Regions from separate parts of the Homo sapiens genome. Here all the other regions are linked to region 3. Evidence: read pairs that join two places in POLR2A ChIA-PET (ENCODE). Cell type or tissue: HepG2. All regions are shown on one strand. Links, peaks and the distances in the headings refer to the core of each region. The heading gives the core; the rest is flanking DNA. Region 1 has its middle 45 kb from the start of SNORD17. Region 2 has its middle 70 kb from the start of SNORD17. Region 3 overlaps BANF2 (BANF family member 2).

Evidence for each region. Peaks named below come from ENCODE experiments on the same cell type or tissue, not always from the same donor. Only the 100,000 strongest peaks of a DNase experiment are listed, where the experiment ranks them.
Region 1: POLR2A ChIA-PET joins it to region 3 with 8 read pairs; 2 of 35 experiments call an interaction of 5 or more read pairs at or near these places.
Region 2: POLR2A ChIA-PET joins it to region 3 with 5 read pairs; 4 of 35 experiments call an interaction of 5 or more read pairs at or near these places.

Annotation. Positions count from the first base shown.
Region 1 is chr20:17,912,960-17,923,361 of GRCh38, reverse strand. No RefSeq gene overlaps it. Among named protein-coding and RNA genes, the nearest start is that of SNORD17, 45 kb to the left of the region's middle. In HepG2, for the core only: no CTCF peak of the experiment used is centred there; a DNase peak (open chromatin) is centred at 4,921.
Region 2 is chr20:17,887,396-17,897,797 of GRCh38, reverse strand. No RefSeq gene overlaps it. Among named protein-coding and RNA genes, the nearest start is that of SNORD17, 70 kb to the left of the region's middle. RefSeq lists enhancers at 1,818-1,957, 1,612-2,288, 8,977-10,176 and a silencer at 10,059-10,353. In HepG2, for the core only: no CTCF peak of the experiment used is centred there; a DNase peak (open chromatin) is centred at 5,477; H3K4me3 peaks cover 341 bases.
Region 3 is chr20:17,705,724-17,716,125 of GRCh38, reverse strand. All of the region lies in intron 1 of BANF2 (BANF family member 2), which reads right to left. Among named protein-coding and RNA genes, the nearest start is that of BANF2, 11 kb to the right of the region's middle. In HepG2, for the core only: a CTCF peak has its summit at 5,796; DNase peaks (open chromatin) are centred at 5,305 and 5,816; H3K4me3 peaks cover 1,444 bases; H3K27me3 peaks cover 1,001 bases.

The DNA.
Region 1 (10,402 bases), core at 2,411-7,410, 210 kb before region 3:
GGCAGGGGAGCGAGAAGTGATATGGCTTATACCACAGAACCCCCAGAAGACCCTTTTCCTTTTTCCTCTCTGTGTTCTTTGACCCTAGAGTTCTGACATTTTGTGATGATTTACCTTTATATGGATCTTGCAATGTGGGAAATAAGTTCCTTTCATTCTGGTGGTTTTTTGTATTAGTTCCTTGATAATCTCCTTCCCCACTGTTTTCTCTGTTCTTTCTTGGAACTCTTCTGAGTTGGATGTCTGTATTGTGTTAGTCAGGGTTCTCCAGAGAAAAAGAACCAACATGACATTCATGCTCTCTTGCTTTTTCAGAGAGAGAAAGATTGAGATTTCTTTTGTTGTTGTGTTTCTTTTTTTGAGACGGAGTCTCGCCCTGTTGCCAGGGCTGGAGTGCAGTGGTACGATCTCAGCTCACTGCAACCTCTGACTCCCAGGTTCAAGCAATTCTCCTGCCTCAGCCTCCCAAGTAGCTGGGATTATAGGCGTGTGCCACCACACCCAGCTAATTGTTGTATTTTTAGTAGAGACAGGGTTTCACCATGTTGGCCAGGCTGATCTTGAACTCCTGACCTCAGGTGATCCACCCGCCTCAGCCTCCCAAACTGCTGAGATTACAGGCGTGAGCCACCGTGCCCGGCTGAGATTTCTTATGGAATTCACTTGTGTGGTTATGGAGGCTGAGGAATCCCATGATCTGCCATCTGCAAGCTGAGACCCAGGAAAGCTGGTGGTGGAGATCAGTGGAAGTCAGAAGGCCTGAGAATCAGGAGGCTGGTGGCGTCTTAGCTTAAGCACAAAAGCATGAGAACCAAGGGTGCTGATGTCCAAGGGCAGGAGAAGGATGTTTCAGCTCAAACAGAGCAAATTTGTTCTTTTTTGCTGTTTTGTTTTATTCAGGTTCTCAGTGAATTGGAGGATGGCCACCCAAGTGAGGGAGGCCATTTGCTTTATTCACTTCACCAATTCCCATGTGGATCTCCTCTGGAAACAGCCTCACAGACACGCCCAGAAATAATGTTTAGCCATGGGCATCCCTCAGCCCAGTCAAGTTGACATAAAATTAGCCTTCACAATTTCAGACCACCTGAATGAATGCCATCTCTTTCTTGTGGGTTTGTTTCCTACTTTCCATCTTATTTTTTTATTGCTGTTCTACTTTTGGAAAATGTCACTGACTCCATCTTTTAATGCATCTTTTAATGTTTGATTGTTTTCAATTAAACTTTCTATTTTGAGATAAATATACTAGATTCACATGTAACTGTACAAAATAATCTAGAGGTCCTGTGTATCCTTGGCTGCTATGGTAACATCCTGCAAAACTACAGTACAATATTACAACCAGGATGTGGACATTGACATAACACATCAGATACACACACTTCTGTCCCTACCAGGATCTTTCGTGTTGCTCTCTTATAGCCACACCCACTTGCCTCCTGCAGCCACTCCCTCCTTAACCCATTTCTCTAACTTTCCCATTTCAAGAATGGAATCATATAATATATAAACTTTTATAATTGGCTTTCTTTCACTTAGCATAATTTTCTGCCAATCCTACCAGGTTATTATTTGTATCAATAGTTTATTCCTTTTATTTATTTATTTATTTATTTATTTATTTTTGAGACAGTGTCTCACTCTGTCACCCAGGCTGGAGTGCAGTGGTGTGATCATGCAGCCTCAACCTCCCAGGCTCAAGCGACCCTCCCACCTCAGCCTCTGGAGTAGCTGGAACTGTAGGCTGCACTACCATGCCCAGCTATTTTTTTTTTTTTTTAATAGAGACAGGGTCTCACTATGTTGCCTAGGCTGGTCTCGAACTCCTGGCTTCAGTGATCCTCCTGCTTCAGCCTCCCAAAGTGCTGGGATTACAGGTGTGAGCCACTGTGCCTGACCAGTTTATTCCTTTTTAGTGCTGAATAGTAGTCCATGATATAAAAGTACTATCTTTTTTAGAACCATTTCCCATTAAAGGAATTAGGTTTCTTTCTAGTTTGGGCTGTTGAGAATAAGGCTGCTATAATCATTCATGTATAAGTTCATATCTGAACTTAAGTTTTTATTCTCTGGGATAATTACCCAAGAGTGAAATTGTTGGGTCATATGGGAGTTGCATGTTTAGATTTTTTTTTTTAAAGAAACTGTCAAACTGTTTTCCAGGGGGCTATTTCATTTTACATTCCCACCTGCAATGTATGAGGGATCCGTTTTCTCCACATCCTCACCAGCATTTGATGTTGTCCCTATTCTGTTTTGTATTTTAGCCATTCTGATAGATGTGTATAATATCGCATAGTGGTTTCAATTTGCATCTCCCTGATGGCTGACATTGTTGAGCATCTTTTCATGTATTTATTTGTTATCTGTACATCCTCTTCAGAGAAATATCTCTTCATATTTTTTGCCCATTTTATTCTAACTGGATGGCGTATTTTCATACCGTTGAGTTTTAGGGATTCCTTATGTTTTCTAAATACTTGTCCTTTGTTGAATAAGTGACTCACAAATATTATCTCCTAGTTTATAGCTTGCCTTTCACCCTCTCAACAGTCTTTCACAGAGCAAAATAACAATAACAATAATAATAATAATAATAATAATAATAATAATAATAGTTTTCTGAGACAGGGTCTCACTTTACCACCCAGACTGGAGTGCAGTGGTGTGATCACAGCTCACTGCAACCTCAGACTCCTGGGCTCAAGCGATCCACCCACCTCAGCTTTCCATGTAGCTGGGACTACAGGCACATGCCAGCATGCCTGGCTAATTTTAAAATTTTTTGTAGAGATGGGATTTTGCCATGTTGCCCAGGCTGGTCTTGAACTCCTAGCCTCAAGCGATCCTCCTGCTTTGGCCTCCCAAAGTGCCAGGATACAGGTATAAGCCACTGCACCCAGCCCAGAGCAAAAAGTTTTAATTTTGATAAAGTTCAATATACAGTTTTTTTCCTTTTACAGATAGTGCTTTTGCTATCAAGTGTAAGCCCTAAACTCTGGAGATGTTCTTTGTTTATTTATAAAAGTATTATGGTTTTACATTTTTCATTTAAGTCTGCAATCCATTTTGAGTTAATTTTTGTAGAAGGTGTGGGGTTTAGGTGGGTCATTTTTTGCCTCTGGCTATCCAGTTGTCCCAGTATCACTTGATGAAAAGGCCAACTTTTCTTTTCTTTTCTTTTCTTTTCTTTTTTTGAGATGGAGTCTCGCTCTGTTGCCCAGGCTAGAGTGCAGTGGCACGATCTCGGCTCACTGCAACCTCCGCCTCTCAGGTTCAAGGAATTCTCCTGCTTCAGCCTCCCGAGTAGCTGGGACTACAGGTGCCTGCCACCATGCCTGGCTAATTTTTTATTTTTAGTAGAGATGGGGTTTCACCGTGTTGGCCAGGCTGGTCTCGAACTCCTGACCTTGTGATCCACCCGCCTCAGCCTCCCAAAGTGCTGGGATTACAGGCGTGAGCCACTGCGCCCGGCTGAAAAGGCCAACTTTTCTTCATTGAATTGTGTTTGTGCCTTTGTCAAATATCAGTCGTGCATATTTTTGTGCATCTAATTCTGGATACTCTGCTCTGTTCCATTGATCTATGTGTCTCTTCCTCCACTAGCACAACACAGTCTTGATTACTGTAGCTGTATTGTAAGTCTTGAAATTGGGTAGGCTGATTACTCCCATTTTATTTCTCTTTCTCAAAATTGTATTAGCTATTCTTTTGCCTTTCTGGATACATTTTAAACTAATGTTGTCTATATCTACAAAAAACTCTGCTGGGGTTTTGATGGGTATTTTTTTAAACCTATGCAATTTTTATGGAGAACTGACATCTTTTCTGTGATGAGTCTTCCAATTCATGAACATGTGATGCCTCTCCATTTATTTAGATCTTTGATTTCTTTCACTGGCATTTTGTAGTTTCAGCCTACAGATCCTGTGCAAGTTTTTTTTTTTAAATTTGTACTTTTGAGACAGGGTCTTGCTCTGTTGCCTAGGCCAGAGTGCCGTGGCACGAACACGGCTCATGGAGCCACCGTGCCGGCCGGAAAGTTTTGATAGATGTATATCTGAGTATTTTACTTTCTTTTTGTGCAATCTGTGTTATCAAATTTATATGTGTAGAGCAGTTTGTAATATTTTCTTGTTATTCTTTCGATGTCTGCAATGTCTACTGATAGCCTCTGTTTTATTCCCGATATTGGTAATTTGTGTTTTCCTTTTTTCTTTCTCAGTCTTGGTAAAGTTTTGACAATTTTGTTGTTTTCTCCAAGAATCAACTCCTTGTTTTATTGACTTTATTATTTTTTTTTGTTTTTGTTTCCATTAAGTTCTGCTTTTATTATTTTCTTTCTTCTATTTGCTTTGAGTTTATTTTGCTCTTCTTTTTTTAAGTTCTTGAGGTGGGACCTTACATTGTTGCTTTGAGACTTTTGATCTTTTTTTTTTTTTTTTTTTTGATGGAGTCTCGCTCTGTCGCCCAGGCTGGAGCGCAGTGGCGTGATCTCGGCTCACTGCAAGCTCCGCCTTCCAGGTTCACGCCATTCTCCTGCCTCAGCCTCCCGAGTAGCTGGGACTACAGGCGCCCGCCACTACGCCCGGCTAATTTTTTGTATTTTTAGTAGAGACGGGGTTTCACCGTGTTAGCCAGGGTGGTCTCGATCTCTTGACCTCGTGATCCGCCTGCCTCGGCCTCCCCAAGTGTTGGGATTACAGGCGTGAGCCACCGCACCTGGCATGATCATTTTTTAAGAACACTTATTTTTTTTAACAGTTTAGCCAAAACTGAAGAGAAAGTACAGCTACCATATACCTCCTTCCTCCAACCCACAACACACAGTCTTCTGCGTCAGCAATACCCCGTACCAGGGTGGTAGATTTGTGACAATTGTTGAACCTACACTGACACATTGTTGTCACCCAAAGTCCAAGTTTACATTAGGGCTCACTGTTGGTATTATACATTCTTTGGGCTTTGACAAATGTATAATGACATGCATTCATCATTATAGTATCACACAGAATAGCTTCACTGCCCTAAAAATCCTGTATGCTCTGCCTGTTTACCCCTCCCTACCCTTCCCAAACCCTGGAGACCACTGAACTTTCTAGTGTCTCCATAGTTCGGCCTTTTCCTGAATGCCATATAGTTAGAATCATATAGCATGCGGCCTTTTCGGGTTGGCTTATTTCACTAAGTAATAAACAGTGAAGATTCCTCTATTTATTTTCATAGCTTGAGAGTACATTCCTTTTTAGCCCTGAATAATATTCCGTTCTCTGGATGTACTGGTTTATTTACCCATTCACCTACTGAAGAACATCTTGGTTGCTTCCAACTTTTGGCAATTACAAATAAAGCTGCTATAAACGTCAGTATGCAGGTTTTTGCATGGACACATTTTCAAGTCCTTTGAGTAAATACTAAGGAGTGTGATTGATGAAAATGGTATGGTAGGAGAATGGTTAGCTTTGTAAGAAACCTCATGAGGGGGGTTTTCTCCAGTCTTTACTGTGAGAAACCAGTAGAACTCCTGAAGGTAAAACTCACAAAAGTATGGCATGTGGCTGGGCGCGGTGGCTCATGCCTGTAATCCTGGCACTTTGGGAGGCCAAGGTGGGTGGATCACTTGAGGTCAGGAGTTTGAAACCAGCCTGATCAACATGGTGAAACCCCATCTCTACTAAAAATACAAAGATTGGCTGGGCGTGGTGGCACACGCCTGTTATCCCAGGTACTCAGGAGGTTGAGATGAGAGGATCGCTTGAACCTGGGAGGTGGAGGTTGCAGTGAGCCGAGATTGTGCCACTGCACTCCAGCCTGGGTAACAGGGGGAGACCCTGTCTCAAAACAAACAAACAAAAAAACCCCCAAGAAACCAAAAGTATGGGCATGCCCTTCAAGACTGGCCCCATCCCCGGAGTTTTAAACTCTTAGACTTGTCCACACTGAGCCTCCAGCAATTTGTAAATTGCAGTTCAGGCTTTCCTGTCCCTGTACTTGTTCCTAGCAAGGTCTCTGCACCTGTGACTCTGCAGTGATAAGTTGTGATTCTCTGTACGATCTGTCTGTCTCTCCAATTTTGGAGGCAGTGGTTTGCCCTGTGACCTCAATTCTGTGACAGATCTAAGAAGTTTTTTTTTTTTTTGAGACAGTCTCACTCTGTCACCCAGTCAATCTTGGCTTATTGCAGGTTTGACCCCCTCAGACTCAAGCAATCTTCCCACTTCAGCCTCCTAAGTAGCTGGGACTACAGGCAGACGTCACCACACCCAGCTTATTTTTATTTTTTATTTTTGTAGAGACGGGGGTCTCCCCATGTTTCCCAGGCTGGTCTCGAACGCCTGAGCTCAAGCAATCTTCCCACCTCAGCCTCCCAAAGTGCTGGGATTACAGGCATGACCCACTGCAACCAGCCAAGAGTTGCTGATTTTTAGTTTGTTCGGTTTTTTTAACTTATTAAGATGGAGTCATGACTTCCAAGTTCCTCATATGTCCGATTGAAAACTGGAAGGAAGCTTCTTTTCCTGTTTTTAAAGTTTTGATTCCTGTATTGGTTATCTACTGGCACAATGACGCTGCCTAATAAACAACTACAAAGTCTTAGTGACATATAAAAGTATCATCTGTTTTTAGTCACAAGTCTACCAGTTGGTTGGTTGGTTGATTTGTTCTGCTGATTTATATTGGGCTCTGCTGACTTTGCTTGGGATCATTCACTTGTAGAAAGGCAGCTGGTGGTTAGTTGGGGCTGGCGGAGCTTTTAGGACTCAGCTGGTATTACTTGGCTCTGCTTCATGTGGTTTCTTATCCTCCATCAGGCAGGCCAGATTGGGCTGTTCTCAGGATGGCTGGGCAGGGTTCTGCAACACAGCAGAAACCCCAGGCCTCCTGAGACCCAGGATCAGAACTGTATAATGTCACTTCTGCCTCATTTTGTTGGACAAAACATGTCACGAGATCATCTCAGTGGTGGTGAAATTATTATTATTATTTTGAGACAGAGTCTCACTTTGTCACCCAGGCTGGAGTGCAGTGGCGTGATCTCAGCTGCTCACTACAACCTCTGCCTCCCATGTTCAAGGGATTCTCATGCCTCAGCCTCACCAGGTAGCTGGGATTACAGGTGCACGCCACCACGCCCGGCTAAATTTTGTTGTTTTTTTTTTTAGTAGAGACGGGGTTTCGCCATGTTCCCAGGCTGGTCTCAAACTCCTGACCTCAAGTCATCTGCCTGCCTCGACCTCCCAAAGTGCTGGGATTACAGGCATCAGCCACTCTGCCCGGCTGTGGTGAAATTATTAATTCAACCTCCTGGTAGAAGAAACTGGGGCTATCCTAGCAATACCTCACAGTTTCTGTCCTTGATTTTTAGAGGCTTTGTTCAAATATCCACTAATCTTTTGTTATTTTTTGTTTGATTTTTAAAAATCCATATGCATATTGTACTGGGGTCAAAATATAAATTTAAAAGTATTTATACCTTGTATTTGGAATTTATATACAATATTTCCTGCAATGTTATTTCATTTTATTTCCTGCAATACAATGAAAACATGGAAAATTCTAAGTGTCCCAATAATGAAAGAACCATTCAGTAAATTATGTTATTTATTAAATGGAATATTCAGCCATTGAGAATAATGTCCTTGAAGTTTTAAATGCTCAAGATCTCGCTCTCTCTTTTTTTTTTTTTTTTTTTGAGATGGAGTCTTGCTCTGTTGCCCAGGCTGGAGTGCAATGGCACGATCTCAGCTCACTGCAACCTCTGCCTCCTGGTTGAAGTGATTCTCCTGCCTCAGCCTCCCAAGTAGCTGGGATTACAGGCACCCGCCACCACACCCAGCTAATTTTTTATATTTTTAGTAGAGATGGGGTTTCACCATGTTGGCCAGACTGGTCTCAAACTCCTGACCTCAAGTGACCTGCCAACCTCGGCCTCCCAGAGTGCTGGGATTACAGGTGGGAGGCACTGCACCTGGCCAAATGCTCAAGATCTCTTGTTGAGGGAGAGAAACAGGGTACAAAACTGTTTCACATAGTGAAATCCACCTGACGAAGCCCCCAAATCTCAGTGGCTTACCCAGCACAGTGTCCTTCCTCCCAAGAGTCCCACTGGTCTGGTGCTTAACAACTGGGCTTGGTGCTTGGGGGTCTGTTATTCTACGACCGCAGTGAAGGAGCCGTGGCTGGCTGGGGCAAGCTCTTTCCATGGCAGATGGCAGGAGCATAAGAGAAGGAGGGGAACATGCAAGACTTCCTAAGGCCCAGCCTTGGGACAGGCACCCTGACACTTCTGCCAGCCTGTTGGTCAAAACAAGTCAATGGTCAAGCCCAAGGGCAATGTGGGCAGGGAACTCTTTTCCATGCCCTGGGTTGGGGTCAGGGAAGGCAGGAGGAGAAAATTCTTATTGGACAGTAAGACAATCTACCACACTTCTTCACAAACTCCTTCAGCTCCCTGGCCCCTCTCTCTTTGTAGAGCCCCATCCTGAATGAACACAAATATTTCCCTTCTCTACCTACATACCTGAGCAGCAGAATATTGCTGGAGAAAAGTTTGTAACTTAGCTAATCAGCTAATTTCTCTATAAATGAATTATCTCAAGCATCAATTGGATACTAAACATGGCCTGCCTAACTTCTTTTCCCTCCATAGGTGTATGTATATTTGTGTTAGTTTGTTTGTTTATGGTGGTAAGAAAACATACAACACAAATTTTACCTCAGCCAGTTCTAAGTGTACAATACAGTAGTGTTAAGTACATTCATATTGTTGTTCGACCAAGCTCCAGAATTTTTTCCTTTCCAAGCTGAAACTCTATTCCCATTAAAAAACTCCCCATTGCCCACTCCTCCACAAAGCCCCTGCTAATCACCATTCTACTTTCTGCTTCTATGAATTTTATTACTCTAGAGATGTCACATACATGGAACCATACAGTATTTGTCTTTTTGTGGCTGGCTAATGTCACTTAGCATAATGTCCTCAAAGTTCATTCATGATATAGCATGTGTCAGAATGTCTTTCCTTTTTCCTTTTTCTTTTCTTTTCTTTTTTTTTTTGAGATGGGGTCTTGTCTGTCACCTAGGCTGGAGTGTGGTGGCACAATCTCGGCTCACTGCAACCTCCGCCTCCCAGGTTCAAGTGATTCTCCTGTCTCAGCCTCCTGAGTAGCTGGGATTAAAGGCATGCACCACCACACCTGGCTAATTTTTGTATTTTTAGTAGAGACAGGGTTTTACCATGTTGGCCAGGCTGGTCTTGAACTCCTGACCTCAGGTGATCCGCCTGCCTCAGCCTTGCAAAATGCCGGGATAACAGGCATGAGCCACCACACCCAACTGTTCTTCCTTTTTAAGGCTGAATAATATTCCACTGTGTATTCTATATTTTGTTTATTCGTCCATCGACAGACAATTGAGTTGCTTCCAGCTCTTGGCTATTGTGAATAGTGCTGCTGTGAACCAGGGTGTATGAATGTCTCTTAAAAGTTCTGATTTCAATTCTTTTGAGTATAAACCCAGAAGTGAACTTGGTGGATCATATGGTAATTCTATTTTAATTTTTTGAGGAACCACAATACTGTTTTCCACAGTTTACATTCCCACTAACAGTATGCCTAGCTTTTTATATTTCTCCAGGAAGCCTGCTTTGCCACTGCCACCAATGACTTTGTCATACTTTCTCTTCCTCTAAACTCCCCTCCACTCTTCTACTCTTACTGTCAGTTTCACCCGCAGATGCTGCCTTATTTTACTGAGAAGAAGACCGTCAAATCCAAAAAGAAGCCATCAAATCCAAACACACTCCTTCTCCCGATTTCAGACCACATTCATTGTCAGCATCTTCTCCTTCTCGTCTGTTACGACCGACGAAATGCGTCTGCTCCCTGTCAGGGCAAACCCCTTTGCCTGTGCTCTGACTCCACCTCTCTTGCCAACTCAAAACTTCATTACTTCATTCATCTTTCTAATTTCCTTCCCCGTCCAAATTTCCTTCCAATTTCTATCACCCATCTACTGGATCCTTTTTGTCAGCATTTAAGTAGGCTGAGTGTTGTCCACCTTTAACAGAGATTCACCCTTAAGAGTTCATATCATCTCTGTGATATTCTTGCCAAGAATGTTTAACCTGAATCCAATCATGACAAAAAAATCAGGACAATCCAGAATGTGGGACATGCTACGTGACAACCAGCCCAAACTCTCCAATGTCAGTGGCATGAAAGACAGAAAAATACAGGGGACTGTTTCTGATTAAAGGAGACTACAGAGATGTGGCAACCAAATGGAATGCATGACTCTTGATCGGATGCTGGACCAGAGAAAAAGCTACAAAGGACATTTTTAAACATTTGGGGAAATGTGAATATGGTCTCTTTATTAGATAACTTTGATGCTAAAT
Region 2 (10,402 bases), core at 3,124-8,123, 180 kb before region 3:
ATATACAATATCTTACTGTTAACCATAGCCACCCTACTGTGTAACAGAACCCCAGAATTTATGCCTCCCATCTAATTGTAATTTGTACCTGTTGACCGACCTCTCCCCATCCTCCCCTCTCCCCTGCCCTTCCCAGGCTCTGGTAACCACTGTTGGACTCTCTGACTCTTCTTCTATGAGATCAATTTTTTTTTTTTTTTTTTTTAGATTCCACATATGAGTGAGATCATGCAGTATTTGTCTCTCTGTGTCTGGCTTATTTCACTTAATATGATGTCCTCCAAGTTCATCCATGTTGTTGAAAATGACAGGATTTCATTTTTTTATGGCTGGTACAATTATTTTTGTTTCTATTATTTCAGCAAAGGAGAATCAGGAGAGAAAATATCAGAACAGAGTACAGCCAGTCAGTCTCCTTACCAGTGTCAGGGCAGATTAGTGTAAGACTGTGGGGTTCTAGAGATTTGTGGGTCAATTCTGGCCTTGCCACTTAATAGCTGCTGTGACGTTAGGTAAGTGAGTTCATCTCTCTGAGCCTCAGTTTCTTTATCTGTAGATTGGGGATTGTAATGGCAACCTCAGAAGACTACTGTGAGGACTGAGTGAAGTACTGTGTACATCACTCAGGGTATGGGAGCATTGACTTACATAGTGAGTGCTCAGCAAAAGTCCCTCTGCCCCTGTTGGTGGTGATGGTGGCAGTGACAGCGGATTTATTATTCACCAAACTAGTCTTCCTGCTCACTGTCTCTACAGGGGCTAAATCGGGGGAGGACACAGTCCAAGGTCAAGAGCATCAAGCAAAGAATTAGTCAGCAGTCAGCCTAGGAGTCAGGCTGTTGTGTCAACTGCATTAACCCAGAGGTCAGAAGCAAAGGGACTTACAGAAAAATTCTAAGAACAGAACAAAAGGATTTTTTTTTAAACTCTTCATCAAGATTCCCCAAATATTAACATTTTTGCCACATTTGCCTTACTGTTTTCTCTGTCTGTGTGTACAAATATATATATTTTTCTGAATCATAAGAGAGTAAATTGCAGATGTGATGCCCTCTATCTCCCAAAGCTTCAGTGTATAATTCCTAAAAAGTAAAGGACATTCTGCTACACAGCCACAGTGCAGTGACTAAGTCAGGAAACGAACACTGATTCAATACAATTAGCTAATCTACAGACCGTATTCAGATTTAGATGTCACCAACTGTCCCAGTAATGTCCTTTATAGCAACACAATATCCCAGATCACGTGCTGCAGTTGGTTGCCCTGTCTCTAATCTCCTCCAATCGGCGACAGTTCCTTGGGCTTTCTTTGTCTTTCCTGACCTTGACATTTTTGAAGAGTCCACGCAGTTTTCTTGTAGAATGTCCTTCAGTTTGGGTCTGCCTGATGTTTCCTCATGATAAGCCTCAGGTTGTGTATTCTTGGCAAGAATACTGGGAAAATGATGCTGTGTTCTCAGTGCATCAGATGAGCGGGGACATGAGGTCCCTTTCTTAGTTTGGGAGAATAAATTCTGATGAAAAATATTCCCAGTGAGAAGGAAAATCGAGAGGATCTCAGGAGGCTGGTGTGGTTTGCACAAGCAACTGTGCTTCGCTCACATTTTCAAAGGACAGAAGCAAAGGGTGGAAGGCAGAGAACTCCACTCAGAGAGCGAGAGAACGGAGAGAAGAGCGGCTGAAAAGCTGGCTCCAGAAACGAGCTGAGGCCCTGAAAAATGCTGAAGGCAACCAAATAGGCTTCTAAATTGCTTACTTAAAAAACACTCATTCGTTTTCCTGACAATAAAAAATAGAATGTGGTCATTGTGGAAAATACAAACGTATAAAGAAGGAAACAGTAACTCCCTGCATCCTACACCCAGCTGTAGCCACGGCTAATATTTTGGGTATTTTCCCTCCCCACCTCCAGGAAAGGTTTTTAAAGCTGCGCTTGGAGCATGAAACAAAATGAGAAAGACTTCAGCTTCTCGGCGTGGGGAAGGTGATGTCATGCCAGCGGGGGCGGCGGAAAGGGCTGCCTGTGCTTCCCCTTCACTCTCGGGACGCGGCTGTGGGCTGGGCAGGAGGGAGCCAAGTCTGGGGTGCACTGGGGAGCCCAGAACCACTGCTATGCTCTGCAAAACTCTGAGGCGCTTCCAAAAGTTTGGAGCTGGGCATGTATTTTACTGATTTCTAAAAATCGTAAGCGGTTGTTCGGGGGGAGGAGAAGGGTGTTGGGGTGACGGGGTGTCCGCGCTGGAGACTCAGCTGTGTGCGCCCTGATTCAGACGAGGGAGGCCTTCCAGGTGGGGGTGGGCAGGGAGCTTCTGGGGAAGAATGCATCCTGAGGGCGGAGAGCTACAGGGTAAGGGGGCCAGGCTGTCGGCATTAGAGGGGTGTCTGCGTTTGGCTGCAGCCCAGCCCGCAGGCTCCAGAGTCTGGGAGCCGCGAAGGAGCCGCCCTTATCAGGCAGTAGGGCGAGCTGCCCCAGGGGACAGTCTCTGTGCTGAGGGCATTCCTCGACCTGGGTCGTGGCGCCTACTAGCAGGGGGTTCCAGGATTCCCAGGGCAGAGCTGTCCGGTGTGAGGTGTCCAGCTGGCTTGAGGCCTGTGGCCCTGAAGGCCGGGTGGGCCAGGAGGCTGAGAGGCAGCCACCTTTAAAGGGAGCCAGAGCAGGGAGGGAAACGGAGCTCTTCCCCTGCCGTCCTGGCGCTGTTCCTGCCAATAGACAAGGCAGATGTGTACAATGATTATAGTCTTTTTGTTTGTTTTAAGAGACAGCCTTGCTGTGTTGCCCAGGCTGGAGTGAGTGCAGTGGCTTGTTCATAGCTCACTGCAGCCTGGAACTCCTGGGCTCAGGGGATCCTCCCACTTCAGCTTCCCAAGTAACTGGGACTACAGGTGTGTGCCACCATGCCCTGCTAATTTTTTTTTTTTTTTTTTGAGACGGAGTTTCGCTCTTGTTGCCCAGGCTGGAGTGCAATGGCGGGATCTCAGCTTACTGCAACCTCTGCCTCCCAGGTTCAAGCGATTCTCCTGCCTCTCGGCCTCCCGAGTAGCTGGGATTACAGGCATGTGCCACCACTCCCGGCTAATTTTATATTTTTAGTAAAGACGGGGTTTCTCCATGTTGGTCAGGCTGGTTTTGAACTCCCGACCTCAGGTGATCCGCCTGTCTCGGCCTCCCAAAGTGCTGGGATTACAGGTGTTAGCCACTGCACCCAGCCACCCCACTAATTTTTAAATTATTTATTTATTTAGAGACAGAATCTCACTCTGTCACCCAGGTTGGAATGCAGTGGCACCATCATAGCTCACTGCAGCCTCAACCTCCAGGGTTCCAGGGATTCTCCTGCTTCAGCCTCCCAAGCAGCTGGGACTATAGGCGTGGGCCAGCCCATCAGACTAATTTTTTTTTTCAGATCCTCACATCTCAGATGAACATCCAGCTAATTTTAAAAAGTTTTGTAGAGATGGGGTCTTGCTATGTTGACCAGGCTGGTCTCGAACTCCTGGGCTCAAGCAACTCTCCTACCTCAGCCTCCCAAAGTGTTAGGATTACAGGTGGGAGCCATCACACCACCCAGCCTGATTATAACATTTTAACTGTGGGCCAGGCACTGTGTTAAGTCTAAGTCTGCGTATGTTCAAAGTAGCCTTTGCAACTGGTCTATCGAGGTAGGTATTTATCATTCCTGTTTTACAGAGGACTCAAAGGTAAATGATATGGCAGATGTGGTCAGTGCCCCAATGTCTCCCGGGCACTGGGAGGTGACCTCAGACCATTCCATGTGTGCCTGTGGCTCCCTGTATCTCTCTACAGGGCATGCTCTATGGCCCTTGGAGTGTGGGGAGTTAACACCTCAAGAGTGATTCTCAGCTGGTGGGCGAGGGATGGGAGTTGTATGAAAACCCCAGGGTGCTTGCTCCTTGATGAGACAATTTTATTTTTAATTGTAGTAAAAAAAACACATAGCATAAAATTTACCATCTGAACCATTTATAAGTGTATAGTACAGTAGTATTAACTGTTTGCACCTTGTTGTGTAATAGAACTTTTCATCTTGCAAAACTGAAACTCTATACCCATTAAATAACTCCCCATTCCCTCTCTCTGCAGGCCCTGGCAACCACATTCTACTTTCTGTCTGTGAATTTGACACTTTAGGTACCTTGTATGCAGTATGTGTCCTTCTGTGACTGGCTTATTTCACTGAGCATAATGTCCTCAAGATTCGTCCATGTTGTAACGTGTATCTGAATTTCCCTTTTTTTTTTTTGTATTTTTAGTAGAGATGTGGTTTCACTATGTTGGCCAGGCTGGTCTTGAACACCTGACCTCATGATCCACCCGCCTCAGCCTCCCAAAGTGCTGGGATTACAGGCATGAGCCACTGCATCCAGCCAGCATTTATCCTTTCTTTGTGTTACAAACAATCCAGTTATACTCTTAGTTGTCTTTAAATGTATAATATACTATTGTTGACTGCTGTCAGTTTGTTGTGCTATCAAATATTAGATCTTATTTATTCTATCTAACTATATTTTTGTATCCGTTAACCATCCCCACTCTACCCCCACCCCACTACCCTTCCCAGCCTCTGGTAACCATCCTTTTACTCTCTATCACCATGAGTTCAATTGTTGTAATATTTAGCTCCCACAAATAAGTGAGGACATGTGAAGTTTGTCTTTCTGTGCATGGCTTGTTTCACTTAACATAAGAACCTCCAGTTCCGTTCATGTTGTTGCAAATGACAGGATCTCATTCTTTTTTATGGCAGAATGGTACTCCATTGTGTATATGTACCACATTTTCTTTATCCAATCATCTGTTGATGGACACTTAGGTGGCTTCCAAATCTTGGCTATTGTGAACAGAGCTGCAACAAACATGGAAGTGCAGATATCCTTTCATTATGCTGATTTCCTTTTTTGGGGGTATATTTTTAGCAGTGGAATTGCTGGATCATATGGTAGTTCTATTTTTAGTTTTTTGAGGAACCTCCAAGCTGTTCTCCCTAGTGGCTGTACTAATTTACATTCCCACCAACAGTGTACAAGGGTTCCCTTTTCTCCACATCCTTGACAGCATTTGTTATTGCCTGTCCAAAAGACAAAAGCCATTTTAACTGGGGTGAGATGACCTCTCATTGTAGTTTTGATTTGCATCTCTCTGATGACCGATAATGTTGAGCACCTTTCAATATGCCTGTTTGCCATCTGTATGTTTTCTTTTGAGAAATGTCTATTCAGATCTTTTGCCCATTTTTGGTTGGATTATTAGATTTTTTTCTATAGACTGGTTTGAGCTCCTTATATGTCCTGGCTATTAATTCTTTGCCAGATGGATAGTTTGCAGATATTTTCTCCTATTCTGTGGGTTGTTTCTTTATTTTGTTGATTGTTTCCTTTGCTGTGCAGAAGCTTTTTAACTTGATGTGGTTTGTCCATGTTTGCTTTAGTTGTCTGTGCTTGTGGGGTATTATTCAAGAAATCTTTGCTCAGTCCAAAGTCCTGGAGAGATTTTTTCCCAATGTTTTCTTTTAATAGTGTCATAGTTTCAGGTCTTAGATTTAAGTCTTTAATACGTTTTGATTTGATTGTTGTATATGGCAAGAGATAGGGGTCTAGTTTCATTCTTCTGCATATGGATATCCAGTTTTCCCAGCACTATTTATTGAAGAGACTGTCCTTTCCTCAATGTATGTTCTTGGTACCTTTGTAAAAAATGAGTTCACTGTAGATGTATGGGTTTTTTCCTGGGTTCTCCATTGTTTTCTGTTGGTCTACGTGTCAGTTTTTATGCCAGTGCTGTGCTGTTTTGGTTACTATAGCTCTGTAATATAACTGGAAGTCAGGTTATGTGATTCCTCCAGTTTTGTTCTTTTTGCTGAGGATATCTTTGGATACTCTGGGTCTTTGTGGTTCCATATATATTTTAGGATTTTTTTTTCTATTTCTGTGAAGAATGTCATTGTTATTTTGATAGGGATTGTATTGAATCTATAGATTGCTTGGGATAGTATGAACATTTTGACAATATTGGTTATTTCAATTCATGAACATGTAATATCTTTTCATTTTTTGGTGTCTTCAATTTCTTTCATTAAGATTTTGTAGTTTTCATTGTAGAGCTCTTTCACTTCTTTGGTTAAGTTATTTCCTAGGTATTTTATTTCATTGGTAACTATTGTAAATGGAATTACTTTCTGGATTTCTTTTACAGATTGTTTGCTGTTGGCATATAGAAATGCTACTGATTTTTGTATGTTTTTTTTGTATCCTGCAACTTTACTGAATTTATCAATTCTAATAGTTTTTGTTGATGGATATTTTTTGTTTGTTTGTTTCTTGTTTTTTGTTTGAGACGGAGTTTTGCTCTTGTTGCCTAGGCTGGAGTGCAATAGCGCCATATTAGCTCACTGCAACCTCCACCTCCAGGTTCAAGCAATTCTCCTGCCTCAGCCTTTCAAGCAGCTGGGATTACAGGCACCCGCCACCACACCCAGCCAATTGTTTGTATGTTTAGTAGAGATGGGGTTTCACTGTGTTGGCCAGACTGGTCTTGAACTCCTGACCTCAGATGATCCACCCACCTCGGCCTCTCAAAGTGCTGGGATTACAGGTGTGAGCCACCATGCCTGGCTGATATTTACTTTTTTAAACATTTAATTGTTATTTTTGTAAAAATAGAGATGAGGTCTCACTGTATTGCCCAGGCTGATCTCCAATTCCTGAGCTAGAGTGATCCTCCAGCCTTGGCTTCCCAAAATGCTGGAATTACAGGTGTGAGCCACCACACCTGACCTGTTGATGGATATTTAGTTTGCTTCCACCTTGTGACTATTGTGAATAATGCTGCAGTGAACATAGGTATGGAAATATCTCTTCAAAATCCTATTTTTAATTCTTTTAGTTATATACTTAGAAATGGGATTGCTGGATCATGCAGTAGTTTTAGTTTTAATCCCCTACCTGTATTTCCTGGATTCATCACCCAAATAAACTATATGCTCCAAGCCTTTGTCTCGGTATGTGCTTCTGGCAGGAACCTAAGCTTAAGCTTGTCACTTGCTTCAGGTTACTCAGTCAATAAGTGGCTCTTCTGAATATCTATTGCTGTAAAATGAGCTGTCCCCAAATCCAGTGGCTTAAAACAACACTTCGCAATTACTTCTGCTTCTGTGAATTGGCTGGGCTCAGCTGGGTGGCTTTCACTTGGGGTCTGCCATGGCTGCAGTCAGGTGTTGGCTGGGGCTGGAGGGTCTGAAGGCTCGACTGGGCTGGAGGCCCACAGTGGCTCACTTGCACACTGGCCATTGATGGCAGGAAGCTCAGCTGAGGCAGTCTGCCAGAACTTCTGCAAGGGGTCTCTTCATGTGGTGAGGGCTTCCTCACAACATGGTGGCTGAGTTCTGAGCGTAGAGTCTCAAGAACAAACATTCCAAGAGACAGGAACAGGCAACTGTTAAGGGCCTTGTCTTTAAATGGCAGTGTCACTTGTGCCATATGCATTTTAGAGCGGGGTGAAGAAATGGACCCCCTGGTGGGATGGGGCAAGGCCATGCTGCAGAAGAGCATGTGGGAAGGGAGAGATTTTTGTGGCCATCTTTGGAAGACACAGTTGGCCATAGTGACAGAGGCAGTATTCAGACCCAGGCAGTCTGACTTGAGAAGCTGATTGCAACCTCTATGCTGCCTCCACTTGAGAACACATTCTGAGAATTCTTGACGTTTCTAAGGGACTGGAGAGCCAGCAATAATGGCAAACCTAAGAAATGCTATTTTTGTTTATTATGACCTCTTTTTAATGTCCAGACTGATGTGGCTGGGTGAATTACAGGTCTCAAGCAGATTCCAAAATGTAGAGACAGTAACCTTGATGTTGACTTTTGGAAAATTATAGAGCAGAGCGTGACATAAACTCATTTGTGAACAGCAGGGAAAAAAAATGCAGTGATGGTGAGGTGGGAGAGTTTGGTGGGGATGAGCTGTGCCCAGCTGTGGTGGGTGGCATAATGGCCCCCTAGAGATATCAGGTCCTAACCCTTGGAGCCTATAAATGTTACCCTGTAAGAAAAATGGGTCTTTGCAGAAGTGAGTAAGAATCTTGAGATAAGAGATTATCCTGGACTCTCCTGTGGGCCCTAAATGCCATCACAAGTGTCCATATAAGACAGAGTTAGACTTGACTCACACTCAGAGAAGAAAGCCATGTGAAGACAGAGAAGAGAAGGATTTGAAGACACTGGATGTGAGAATTAGAGTGATGTGGCCATAAGCCAAGGAATGCTGTAGCTCCCAGAAGCTGGAAGAGGCAAGGAACAGTTTCTCTCCTAAAGCCTCCAGAGGGAGCACAGCCCCACTGATGGATTGATTTCAGTTTGGTGGCACTGATTTCAGACTTCTGGTCTCCAGGACTGTGAGGTAATAAATTTCTGTTGTTTTAAGACCAAAAGTTCATGGTAATTATAGCAACCACAGGCAACGAATACACAAACCAACTTTCTTTTTAGACAGTACTGGATAATGGGGTAAATAAATTTGTGTCCAGCCAGCATTTTATGTTACTGTTTTTTTTTGTTTTTTGTTTTTTGTTTTTTTGTGAGACAGGGTCTTGCTATGTTGTTTATGCCAATCTCGAACACCTGGGCCCCAGTGATCCAGTCTCAGCCTCCTGAGTAGCTGGGACTACAGGCATAGGCCACCACCCCCAGCCGGCATTTTAATAAAGGATTGGCAAACTCACTGGTAATGACGGTGTTTTTTGGTGGGATTTATGGCAGATTGCACGTCTATCAGCAAAGTGTTTGCCATCAAGGAGTCCGTTGCCCTGGTGGTCATGGAGTACCAAAGGGCTCTGTGGTGAGCTCTGCCCTAGCCAATCAACGTTCAGTCCACTTTCTGGATGAAGATGGCAGAAAGTACAGGGTCAGATGTGCAGGTGACACATATTGGAGGGAACAGTGAAAGTGACAGCCAAATGGGAGATGAAAGTGATTTCGATAGATTGGAACTTTGGAGTAAGGCCAAGATCAATTGATATCAGAGAAAGTTAGGTTTTAAAGAGAAATCTGGTGTCCAAGCATAGAACCAGTTGAGGAGGTCTGGGCGGTCTGGGCGGTGTGTGTGAAAAGAAGCTCAGGGTTTCAGTCGCCACCAGCGTGGTGCTGTTTTTGTAAGGGGAACCTAATTTGGGGCACTATGGGACGATAGTGTCCAGTTCATAGAAGCAGATGGTCCCAGGGTGATCACGGCTGGTTGAAGCATACTGAACTACTTTGCTTCATTTTTAATACCCCTCCCCTTTTTGAAAATGTGTAGCAGGACAATATGGGATCAGGAAACCAAGTGTTCTGACTCTGCATTGTCTGCCCCTCCGTGTTCATTCTCTGACCTCCTCTACTCTGACCCCAGGAGGCTGACCTCTCTGGACGAATATTAGCTAGCTAATGCTGTGGAACAAATCATCCCGTGGAACAAAACATAGTGGCCTAAAGCAACAATAATCATTTAATGTCTCACAGTTTCTGTGGGTTGGGAATCCAGGAGTGGCTTCTGACTCATGAGGTTGGCATCAAGATGCAGCTGGGTTTGTAGTCACCTGAAGGCGTGGCTGGGGCTGGAGATGGCTTCCCACCACGGATGATGAGTTCGTGTGGCTGTTGGCAGGAGGCCTCAGTTTTTCACCTTCTGGACGCCTGCACAGGGCTGCTTAAGCAGCCTCACAACATGGCAGCTGACTCTCGCCATCGTGAGTGATTCAAGAGAGAGCAAGATGGAAGCCGCAATATCTATGATGACCTGGTCACAGTCTGTCATTTCCACAACTGGTAACACAGGTCAGCCCTATTTAATGTGGGAGGGGACTACATGAGGGCAGGATTGCCAGGAGGTGGGGTGCATCTGGAAGGCTGGCTGCCACAGGAACAGTGGGAGGGGATGTGCTGTGGCCAGAAGAAAATCAGGACAGACCAGAGCTGGAGGGTATGATCTGCCCCAACTCAGGTTGGCCAAGTTCAAGCCCCAGTTCCGGGATGGAGAGCTCCATGCCTTGGCCCTGCCAGTGGGACTTCTGCATGTGCTGGGAGAGAAGAAAGGTTTCCTTTGAGCCCTGCCAGGATCTTGTTACAGTCTCCACAGAGCAAGACTTCAGGGTCAGGGTGTTGCATTATGAAGACAGGAGCCGTGGAGCCTCCAGCAGGAGACAATGGCTTCCATTGAGATAATATGACTTAACGAGGCCACAAGTCCACAGCCACCACTCAGGAAACAATAACCATTTCAAGAGGGCACAGGAGGTGTTACAGAGAGGCGTGGTGACACACCCCACCCACCGTGGCCTCAGAGATGGTGCTAAGGGAGAAAGTTTGCTGGGATTTGTCTGAAAAGGTCAGTTATTAAAAACAGCTTCTGG
Region 3 (10,402 bases), core at 2,656-7,655:
TGTACCACGCTCACCACAGTATCCTGGGGCAGGCAAGTGACCACCCCTCACCTTCTTGGGCCACATGAGTCACTTTCTGTGAGGGCTGCTCGGCGGGTGGGAACTGAGCCTACCGTGGTCATGGTCACCACAGTTGTGGAGAGCTCACCTGAGAAAGAAGCCAGGGTGGAGGAAAGCAGCTCTGAGAGAAGGGAAGAGACAGAGTCCCCAGTAATCATTTGCAGGCCTGGATTTAGACATGCCTGACGGCGACTACCCTTGGACTTTTCAATTATGTCAGGCAAAAATAAACAAAATAGTCATTTTTGCTTACTTCAGTTTAAGTTAGGATTGTGCCTTTTATAACAGAGTTCTAACTGATGACCCCTAATACTCATTCACTCACTCACTCATCCAACAAGTGTTTGTGGCACACGCTTTGTGTACCGAGCACTGTGCTGGGCACAAAGGCCTCCCCATTCCACCCAGAGTGCTGGGGCAGGGTCAGGCCCATGGCTTAGGCATCAGGAATGAAAGAAATCACTTTCTAATGACCACTAATGCTCGTTGTTCAAAAATAAAGTAATATTTGCCTTCCTTGCCGTTAGCTCCGATTCTGCAATGGGGAACAAGATTTTTTCTTTCTCCGCTCCTTGTTGGCTGTCTTACACATGGCCCTTTGATTATACATCCTTATCTTGATGGGTCTACAGGTGATGAATAACCAAATACATTCAACAGTTCCTCAGACATTCACTGAGTGCCATCTGTGTGCAAGGCCTTGAGCTAAGTGCATGAACCCTCAGGACGATGTCTTCTGCAGATACCTCTCCCAGAGAAAACAGAACCAGCCCACGGCAGGGCACACCACACACGGTGTACTAGCCATAAGGAGGCATTCCCAAAGGCAGGGCTCACCTTTTCAGGGAACTAGGAAGGAGGTGGCGGCTCAGCTTCATGGACTCTGGGTCTGGAGGTTCCTGTTAACTCCTGCTGGAGGAGCTGGGCTGAGGGTAGGAGATCCTTGTCTGACCTTAGCTCCACCAATGACCAGCAGAGCGACATTGGGCCTGTCACCTCCATTTCTTATTTATAAGATCAGCGTTAAATTCACTGACCTCATCCTTCTGGTTCCTTCCTATGTTTTGTCTCTGTTCATTTACAGTCTCTAGATGGTATAAAATTCATACAGGTCCACAATCCCTAAGCTACCATTTTCATATCCAAATGGCTCTGAAATCCAGAAATTCTTTTTGGGGGCACAGGGCGGGGAGACTTACTTGGCAGCAAATGCTGGCCTGAACTGACATGAGGCTATTTATAGTCTTTATTATCCCAGTTAGTGTGAATATTTATACACTCCACCACAGGAATATTAATGGGTTTACAGGGTGCTGAGCCAGGCTCCACTAGGAATGTTCTGTAATATACAAAAGAGGCATCACATTGCCCATTTTTTCAAAAAAAAAAATTTTGAATTCCCTAGAACTTCTGGCCCCAGCAATTCTAAGTAAGGTTTCATGGATGTGTGCTAAGATCACCATGCCTGCAGCCAAGGCAAACTGCAACGATCCATGAAGAAGCCAGCTTGTCTCCCAGCTTGTGCAGCCTCCACCTTCCTTGTCCCATGACTCTGTCTCCCAACCTTTGTGAATAGAATTGTCCCTTGTCTATAAAATTCCATCTAGGCTGGACATACTTGTCTGATAGTGGTTCTAGCCAGGACTATTTCTGGTTGCATTTTTCCTTCATGAAAATATTCCCTTCCCTTTGGGGTCCTGTTATCTGCAAAGGATCAGGAGCTGATGAAATAGAATAAGTCATATAAAGAATGGACAAGCATATTAGTTCACCCTTCATGGATGAGATATCTGCATTTGTAATAGATGTATTTTTTTTCACCTTTTATTCTTCTTTTTCTTTCTTTCTTTCTTTTTTTTTTTTTTTTTGACAGAGTCTCACTCTGTCGCCCAGGCTGCTGGAGTGCAGTGGTACAATCTCGGCTCACTACAATCTCTGCCTCCCGGGTTCTTGTACCTAAGCCTGCCAAGTAGCTAGGATTATAGGCACCTGTCACCATGCCTGGCTAATTTTTGTATTTTTAGTAGAGACGGGGTTTCATCATGTTGGCCAGGCTGGTCTTGAACTCCTGACCGCAGGTGATCTGCCTGCCTCGACCTCCCAAAGTGTTGGGATTACAGGCATGAGCCACTGTGCCCAGACCACTTTTTATTCTTAATTGTGGTAAAATACACAACTTAAATTTTTACCATCTTAACATTTATTTATTTATTTATTTATTTTTTATTTTTGAGATGGAGTCTCAGTCTGTCACCCAGGCTGGAGTGCAGTGGCCTGATTATAGCTCACTGCAGTCTCGAACTCCCAGGTTCAAGCAATCCTCTTGCTTCAGCCTGGTGAGTAGCTGGGACTACAGGCACGAGCCACCACACCCGGGTAATTTTTTAATATTTTTGTAAAGATGAGGTCTTGCTATGTTGCCCAGGCTGGTCTCAAACTCCTGGCCTCAAGCAATCCTCCTGCCTCTGCTTTCCAAAGTGCTGGGATTATTACAGCCATAAGCCACTGCGCCTGGACTATCTTAGTCATCTGCAAGTGTACAGTGCAGTAGTGTTCAATGTACTCACGTTGTTGGGCCAATCTTCAGAACATTCTCATATCCAATAAACAACTCCCCATTTCCCCCTCCTCATAGCCCCTGACAAACACCATTCCACTTTCTGTCTTTATGAAGCTGACTACTTTAGATGCCTCATGGAAGTGGAATCACACAGGGGTTGTCTTTTGGTGACTGGCCTATTTTACTCAGCTTGATGTCCTCAAGGTGCATCCATGCAACAGGATCTCTCTCTCTCTCTCTCTCTCATTCTTTCTTTTTAAAATGGAGTCTTGCTCATCACCAGGCCGGAGTGCAATCATAGCTCACTGCAGCCTTGAACTCCGGGGTCAAGTGATCCTCCATCCTCCTGCCTCAGCCTCCCTAGTAGCTGGGACTACAGATATGCACCACCATGCTCAGCTAATTTTTTAATTTTTTCGTAGAGATCGGGGGGTCTCCCTAAGTTGCCCAGGCTGGTCTTGAACTCCTGGCCTCAAGCAATCCTCCCTCCTTGATCTCCCAAAATATTAGGATTACAGGCATGAGCCACCATGCCCGGCCAGGATTTTTCCTCTTTCTAAGACTAAACAACATTCCATTGTATACACCACATTTTGCTCCTCCATTCATCCATCATGGGAAGCTGGGTTGCTTCCACCATCTGGCCATTGTTACTAATGCTGCTATAAACGTAGGGGCACTGTAACATATTTCTAAACCTCTCAATATACACCCCCTTATGAGTACAGCATTCTGATCCCGCCTCTCTCTGCCATTATTACCCCACAGAGAAGGGGAAAGCAATGTTGTCTCGGGAGGGAGAAGGAGTTTCCCCAGAAGACAGGAAGGGAGAATCTACCTTCTCTGCCCCATGGATTCTAGAAAGAGGAAGAAGGCTCACCTCATTATCCGCACTACCCTCCCAGGGAAGGTGGAAGAGAAAAGAAAGATGAACGTTCATGGGCACGGGGCTTGAACTTCCCTACCTGAACAAACATCCAGAAGTGGGCAGACTCTTTAGATTCCAGTGGGTAGAGTCAGGAAGGTTGTCGGGCTGTGGGAATGGTGCATGGGACTTGGTGGCTTGCCTTCCAGGACTTGGCAGGAGATGACAACAACAGTCACTTCTGAAGTGTCTTGGGCAACAATGTAGCAGCAGTAAACAGTGGCTGGGAAGATAAGCTTGAGGCAGTGCCCTTGGTTTTTGCAGCAAAAAGTTCAGGGCAAGATAGGGCCGAAGATGCTTTAAGGCCTGATGGGTGAACTGAAGCCTGGAGTCAGGAGGAAGAAGTCCCATGCATGGGGACCTCACAACCATGGGCAAATGTCCAGGCCACAGGCTGCAGCAGTGGAAACTAAGATAGCCCTAAAAGACAAAAAGGGACTGGTCACCCCTCCATGGCAAGGAGCAGATTCCAGCAGCCGCACTGCCACAGGCTCAGGCCATCATCCTGCAGATTCCGTGGGTATTCAAAGTCCCCTCTCCCCACTGCCTTGAAGACACAGTCAGCACCTGTCTCCACACCCACCTGGCAGCCATCACTCTTTAGGAAGGACGGAGGAGGGGCAGAGCAGTCCCTAAGGAGACCGCACCTCCCAACAGGGACTCTCTAACACGGCCTGGAGAGAATCTGACTATTCCATTGCAAGGAGACAGAGAGTAGTAGGTGCCATTGGTGCCATGCGCAGGTCTCCTTGACCAGCTGGTGCACCCAGCTGCTACAAGTGTTGCAGGGAACCTCAATGCGTGGTTGTGGCTTTCTCTGGACTGTCACCTCTGCCGTGGAAGCTGCTACACCTGGAGACACCTGGGAGGTGCAAGGCCCAGGCCTCTGCCTAAGAGCAACTAATGGCTTGCGGATGTGGAAGCACAAAACCCTAACCCCCTTGTCTCAAGGTGGAGCCAACTCCCTGGTACCATTCCGGCTCCAGAGCCCCCCAGGGGGTCAGGTAGAAGCTGAGTGCCCCTGGTGCACACCTCTCAGCTCCTCCCCTGCCCTCTCCTGCTTCCTTCACCAGGTCAGGGGCACCGGAACCCGGCTCTCAGGCTCTGCTTCCAGGGAACCCCACCCAACACATACATAATTTGCAGCTACTCTGTTCTTACCACATTGTGTGGAGGTGTCTAAGAATAAAGAATCGTATTTTCTTTATACGGGTAAGTGTGGTGAGAGTGAATCTGTAACTGACTCCACTGTGCAGTTAAACAATGTCTTCAGGCAAAAGTGACTCTCATGAGGGCTTTACAGGCCCTGGAGGGGGGCCCCGGGGGAGGCCATCTGGGGGCAGGCAAGTGGCTCCACACTGGCCTTTGCCTGCAGGAGGATTGCTGTGCTCATCTCTAACCCAGACCTCCCAGGAGGTTTGTTCTCCGTTCCCACCAGAGTAGGGTTGCCAGATTTAGGTAATAAAAATGTCAGATGCCCAGTGAAATTTGAATTTCAGATAAACACAACATAACTTTTTAGTATAAGTATGGCCCAAGTATTTCACAGACTGTACTTATACAGAAGGGGCTTTTTCTTGTTTATCTGAAATGTAAATTTCACTGGGCATCCTGATTTCATCTGGCGGCGCCCCCGCCCCCGCCCCAACACTCCCACACAGTCTGACTCAGCAGAAGCCCCCAGATCTGCCCACACACCCAGCCCTGGGTTGCTGCGGGAACTGCAAGGGTCCAAAGTTCTTCCTGCTGGGATTCCACTCCTGGCTCAGCCGCCGTTAGGCCGGCCAGTTATTCTACCCTCTCTGGATCTGATGAAAGCCACAGACTGACGAGGCTCGAAGCTAAAGGGGAAACAAGATGATAATACACAGCTTGGGAGATCACTGCAGCAGCTTGTCACTCAGAAGTCACCTCGGAGGCAAGCACTAGTCTGGATGTCAGCTTGTCCCTGCTCACATGGAAAGAAGGTCTGGTGCCAGCCTGGGCTCACCCCGGGACTAGAAACAGAATAAGGATCACAGGCAAGCGGGAGAAATGGAACCGAATTGAGCTGGCGAGTAAGGGGGCTCATGGTGGCTGAGCGCCTACTACGTGCCTGCCTCTGTATGGCCATTGTCATGCATAGTCCTCAAAACGAATTCTGCAACATTAGAGAATTGTTCCTATTTTAAGAGATGTGAAAATGGAGGCCCGAAGAGGCAAAGGGGGCCACCTATCTAGTAAAAGGCAGTGATGAGCTGCAGGCTGAGGTCTGGGTGGTTCCAAAGACCAGCTCTTCCCTCTCCAGGACAGGAGTCAGAACAACAAGGACAGTTTTAGCAGACGCTGTCCCTGCCCTGCCCATGTCCCCCCCAGGGCTCATGGTTTCCATGGTGGCTCTTCGCCCTGCAAGTGGACAGGGCTGGGGACGAGACACCTTGGGAGCAGCCCTCGGCCAGGATGTGAGTAGGTGGGTAAGTACCCAGCCCCACACCCCTCAGGTGGCACAGCTCTGGGGCCTGTCCCACATTAGGTGATATCCAGACATCCCCAGTGGGAGGGAGCCCCCAGTGCTCATGGCAGTAACTGCTCAAGGCCACCTTCCCTTCCCGGTCTCACATCCTCACTCCCTTCCTCATGGGACCAGGAACCCTTTCCATATCAACTACTTGCACTGCAATTAGATGATCAGGTCAGCAACTGGGAAACCCACCTAAGAGAGCGGCTCATGCTTATCCAGGCTTACCAAGGCACCGTGCTAAGCTCCGCACCAAGATCATCTCATTTCATCCACCCACCTGCCCTTGGGATGAGATAGCTTCTATGATTATCCCATTTCACAGATAAGATAAATTAACTGACCTATGGCATTGCCAGGCCTCAAACCGAGTGGGCCTCAGCCTAATATCTGTGTTCTCAACCACTGAGATATTAAGCAAGGCTTCCATTGAGCTTCTGGGCAATCATTTTCCCTCCTTCTAGCTTTGGACTGACTTCCTCTGCTTGGGTGCACATATAAACAGGAGATGCAGCAGTTGGCTGCCCCAAAACAAAGGGGCATCTTGTGTACAGGTGGAGCTGTGCAGTGGTGCAGTGTTTTAAGCATTGCCTTCATTCCACTCATAGGATATCGAAGGCCCACGTGCCATGTATTCACCTCCTGTTCTTTGCTGGACAGAATGCCTCGCCCAAGATTTAATTTTCCTTCATTCCTCTGCTCTCACATTTTGTGTGTCCTGCCCTTGCCTGCTAGGCCTCAGTGCGGTGGTTCTGGATCCTCCTAAGGACCAAGGCATCTGAGTTCCTCCAGCCCTCCAGGTCCACATGTCTCCAGATAGGAGGGTGTGAGTATGTGCTTCTGTGAGTCTCAGTTCAGAAATCGGCTCTAAGTGACTTGCCTGATCTTCCCAAATGCAAAGACCTACTTAAGACCCTTTCAAAAGAAAATCACTAGGCTTGTTGGCTCTGGCTTCAGAAAAGGGGCCTGAGCAAGAGTTCTATCTGTTTGATTTGTCTCCATTCAAAGCCACATTCTCAAGGTTATAAAGAAAGGATTTCCCAGATTGTCATTGCTTTCATTGATTGCATTATCACCTGAGCAGTATCTTGCAGAAACTATAGATAGGAGTTTCAGTAATTTCTAAATAGCTTTTGGTGTTTTATAACATCAGAAGATAAGCTTGCCATTTGTAAACATGCGCTTGGACAAACAACATACACGCATTCCTTAGGAGGAAAAGAATCTGTTTCTGGGCCTGGGAAGGGTGGTGTTCCGCCTCTACTAAGGGTCAGTTTCAACACTGGATTGTTGGGAAAGAGTTTAAGCTGGAAAAAAGATCTCGGTTTCAATGATCTTCTTAAAATCAGCCACCCTTTGAGCATCTATTAAAAGTTCAAATCACGGGTTGCAAATGAAAAAGCCAGAGGGACAAGGCAAATTAAAAAAATAAAGCAGTGAAGAAAACAGTGCAAGGGCGCTGATAAAAGAGGACCAACATTGGACATCCACTGAGGAGGTCACAAAAGTGCTATGGACTGTGTAGCTGACTGAGGTCCCAGACCCCATCTAAAGGAGGCCACCCCTTTCTGGAATGTGGGTCCCATGTGACTGGCTCTTCTGAGTCTTTTCAAGAGAAGCCCAACGTTTAGATTTTTATGTACTAGTATCCAATTTTTAAATGTTGGGAAATCATTCAAATATTCATAATGCTGTATGGACCCAACAAAACAAAGCCATGCCACGGTTTGTCTCTCCTGCTATGGACCTTCCTTCAAGAAAAATGCCCCCTTGCACATATAAATACAATTTGACATCATATTTCAGGCTTTTGTGGATCAGGGATCTCAGGTTTTTTTCTGTTTGTTTTTGTTTTTGTTCGAGACATATCACTTTGTCACCCAGGCTAGAGTGCAGTGGCATGATCTCAGCTCACCACAACCTCTGCATCCTGGTTTCAAGTGATTCTTCTGTCTCAGCCTCTCGAGTAGCTGGGATTACAGGCATGCACCGCAACACCTGGCTAATTCTTTTTGGTTTTTTTTTTTTTTTTTTTTTGATTTTTAGTAGAGACAGGGTTTCACCATGTTGGCCAGGCTGGTCTCAAACTCCTGACCTCAAGTGATCCATCTGCCTTGGCCTCCCAAAATGCTAGGATTACAGGCATGAGACACCGTGTCCAGCCCGTAGTCAAGTTTTGATTCTTAAAAAACAATCTTGGCTGGGGCTGGGTGCAGTGGCACACGCCTGTAATCCCAGCACTTTGGGTGGCCAAGGTGGGTGGATCATCTGAGGTCAGAAGTTCGAGACCAGCCTGAGTAACATGGTGAAACTTCGTCTCTACTAAATACAAAAAAATTAGCCGGGTGTGGTGGCACATGCCTGTAATCCCAGCTACTCGGGAAGCTGAGGCAGGAGAATCACTTAAACCCAGGAGGTGGATGTGGCAATGAGCCGAGATCGTGCCATTGCACTCCAGCCTGGGCAATAAGAGCAAAACTCCATCTCAAAAAAAAAGTATATATATATATAGGATCAGGTCATTCTCATCTTGAACCTTGGACATGGTTTCCCTGGGACATGTTCTGACCTTCCCTGTGAAAAATATCTACAAACAGTGACTGCCATTCTTGCCTCTGCTGTACTTCCATCTTCCTACTCGGGGACCACATGCTACTCCCAGCATCTTCCCTTAAATCCTTACTGGGATTTTCTTTTTTTTGACACAGAGTCTCGCTCTGTCCCCCAGGCCAGAGTGCAGTGGTGCGATCTCGGTTCACTGCAAGCTCCACCTCCTGGGTTCACGCCATTCTCCTGCCTCAGCCTCAGTAGCTGGGACTGCGCCTGCCACCATGCCCGGTTAATTTTTTGTATTTTTTTTTTTTAGTAGAGATGGGGTTTCACTGTGTTAGCCAGGATGGTCTCAATCTCCTGACCTCGTGATCTGCCTGCCTTGGCCTCCCAAAGTGCTGGGATTACAGGCGTGAGCCACTGCGCCCGGCTGGGATTTTCATCTTTAAAGCATCCCTGGTGAAGCTTTGATTTCCAGTGCTTGCAAACCCATCTGAAAGTGCCAAGATGTGGTCCCCGGTCTCTTCCCTCTGTGTGGCCCTTGGGTGTTGGTGGCATTTAGATGTTGATCAAGTCATGCCTGGCCCTAGCTCTGCTCTAGAGGTTTGGATCTGTATATTCCATCCTGCTCACAGCGTCTACTTGCCTGCATGGACTTTGGATAGAGTCACCTGGAAATGACCAAAGATACACATATGCCATCCCTCCTTCTTTGCAGAGAAGACGAGAAAGACCTTTGCACTGATCTGCACTCTGAGCCACTGCCATCTGCTCATTGAATGCTACCCCTCTCTTAGTGGCAGTGAAAAGGCAGAAGGAGCCACACCTGGCTGGATTTGTGTTTGATCTTGGCTTTACCCTTTACTTGGTGGATCTGTTCCTACCTCTCCATTCCTGCCATCACTTAAGGATCCCCTACTACGGATGGGCTAGGTGTCTTGCTAATTCACAGACATCTTATTTAATCCTCACGACAAAGCTATGATGTAGGAACATATCTGAGCCCCATTTGCCAGATGAGGAAATGGGGGCTTAGACAGTTTAGTAACATGCCCAAGATCATATACTTGGCGAAGAGAAGAGCCAGAGCTTGAATCCTTCGTGTTAAGCTCATACCTGTGAGTTCAGCCAACTAACCAACAGCTACTTTTTTCTTCTTGATCTATATGGGTCATGATAATCCCCAAGCCGGGTCACTGAGTGGCTTAGAATGAGCTCATATGAAGTGCCCAGGTGAATGAGGGTCTCAAAGGTAATGTTGCTATAACAATCACCCTCACGTCAGCACACCCCAGCCCTGACCCACAATCTCTCCCTGGATTTAAAGTGTGTACTTGGCTCTAGGAACCTTCACCCTTCAGCCTGGCACACTTGGTGTCTGTCTGTGCTGACTCTCCGGATTTGGCCAACCTTCAAGCCCCTTCAACCTCATCTATGCCGTCACCTTGCCAGTTGGGTGGCTGCGTTTTCCTAAGTACAGACCCATGTGGTTTTCTGCACCTCTCAATAGTTCCCTCAGGCATGCAGCAGTGAGGGGCATGTCCCAGGCAGGGGTTGGGCACTTTGGGTGCCCATGGGCCCTCACAGGAGCAGTGCCATAGAAGCCCACAAACCCTTATGCAGGGATATGTGGGAGAAAGGAAAACACACAGACTCCAGACAGCAGGAACACAACCAGGAGGACAGGGCTGCCCTGAGGTACAAAGAGATGCTTCTGCACAGCATGAAGTATGCCTCAACATAGCATCTGGGGTAATCCCAGCATGAACTAGTTGCATAACCTTGCCCAAATCACTTTCCCTTCTTGGCC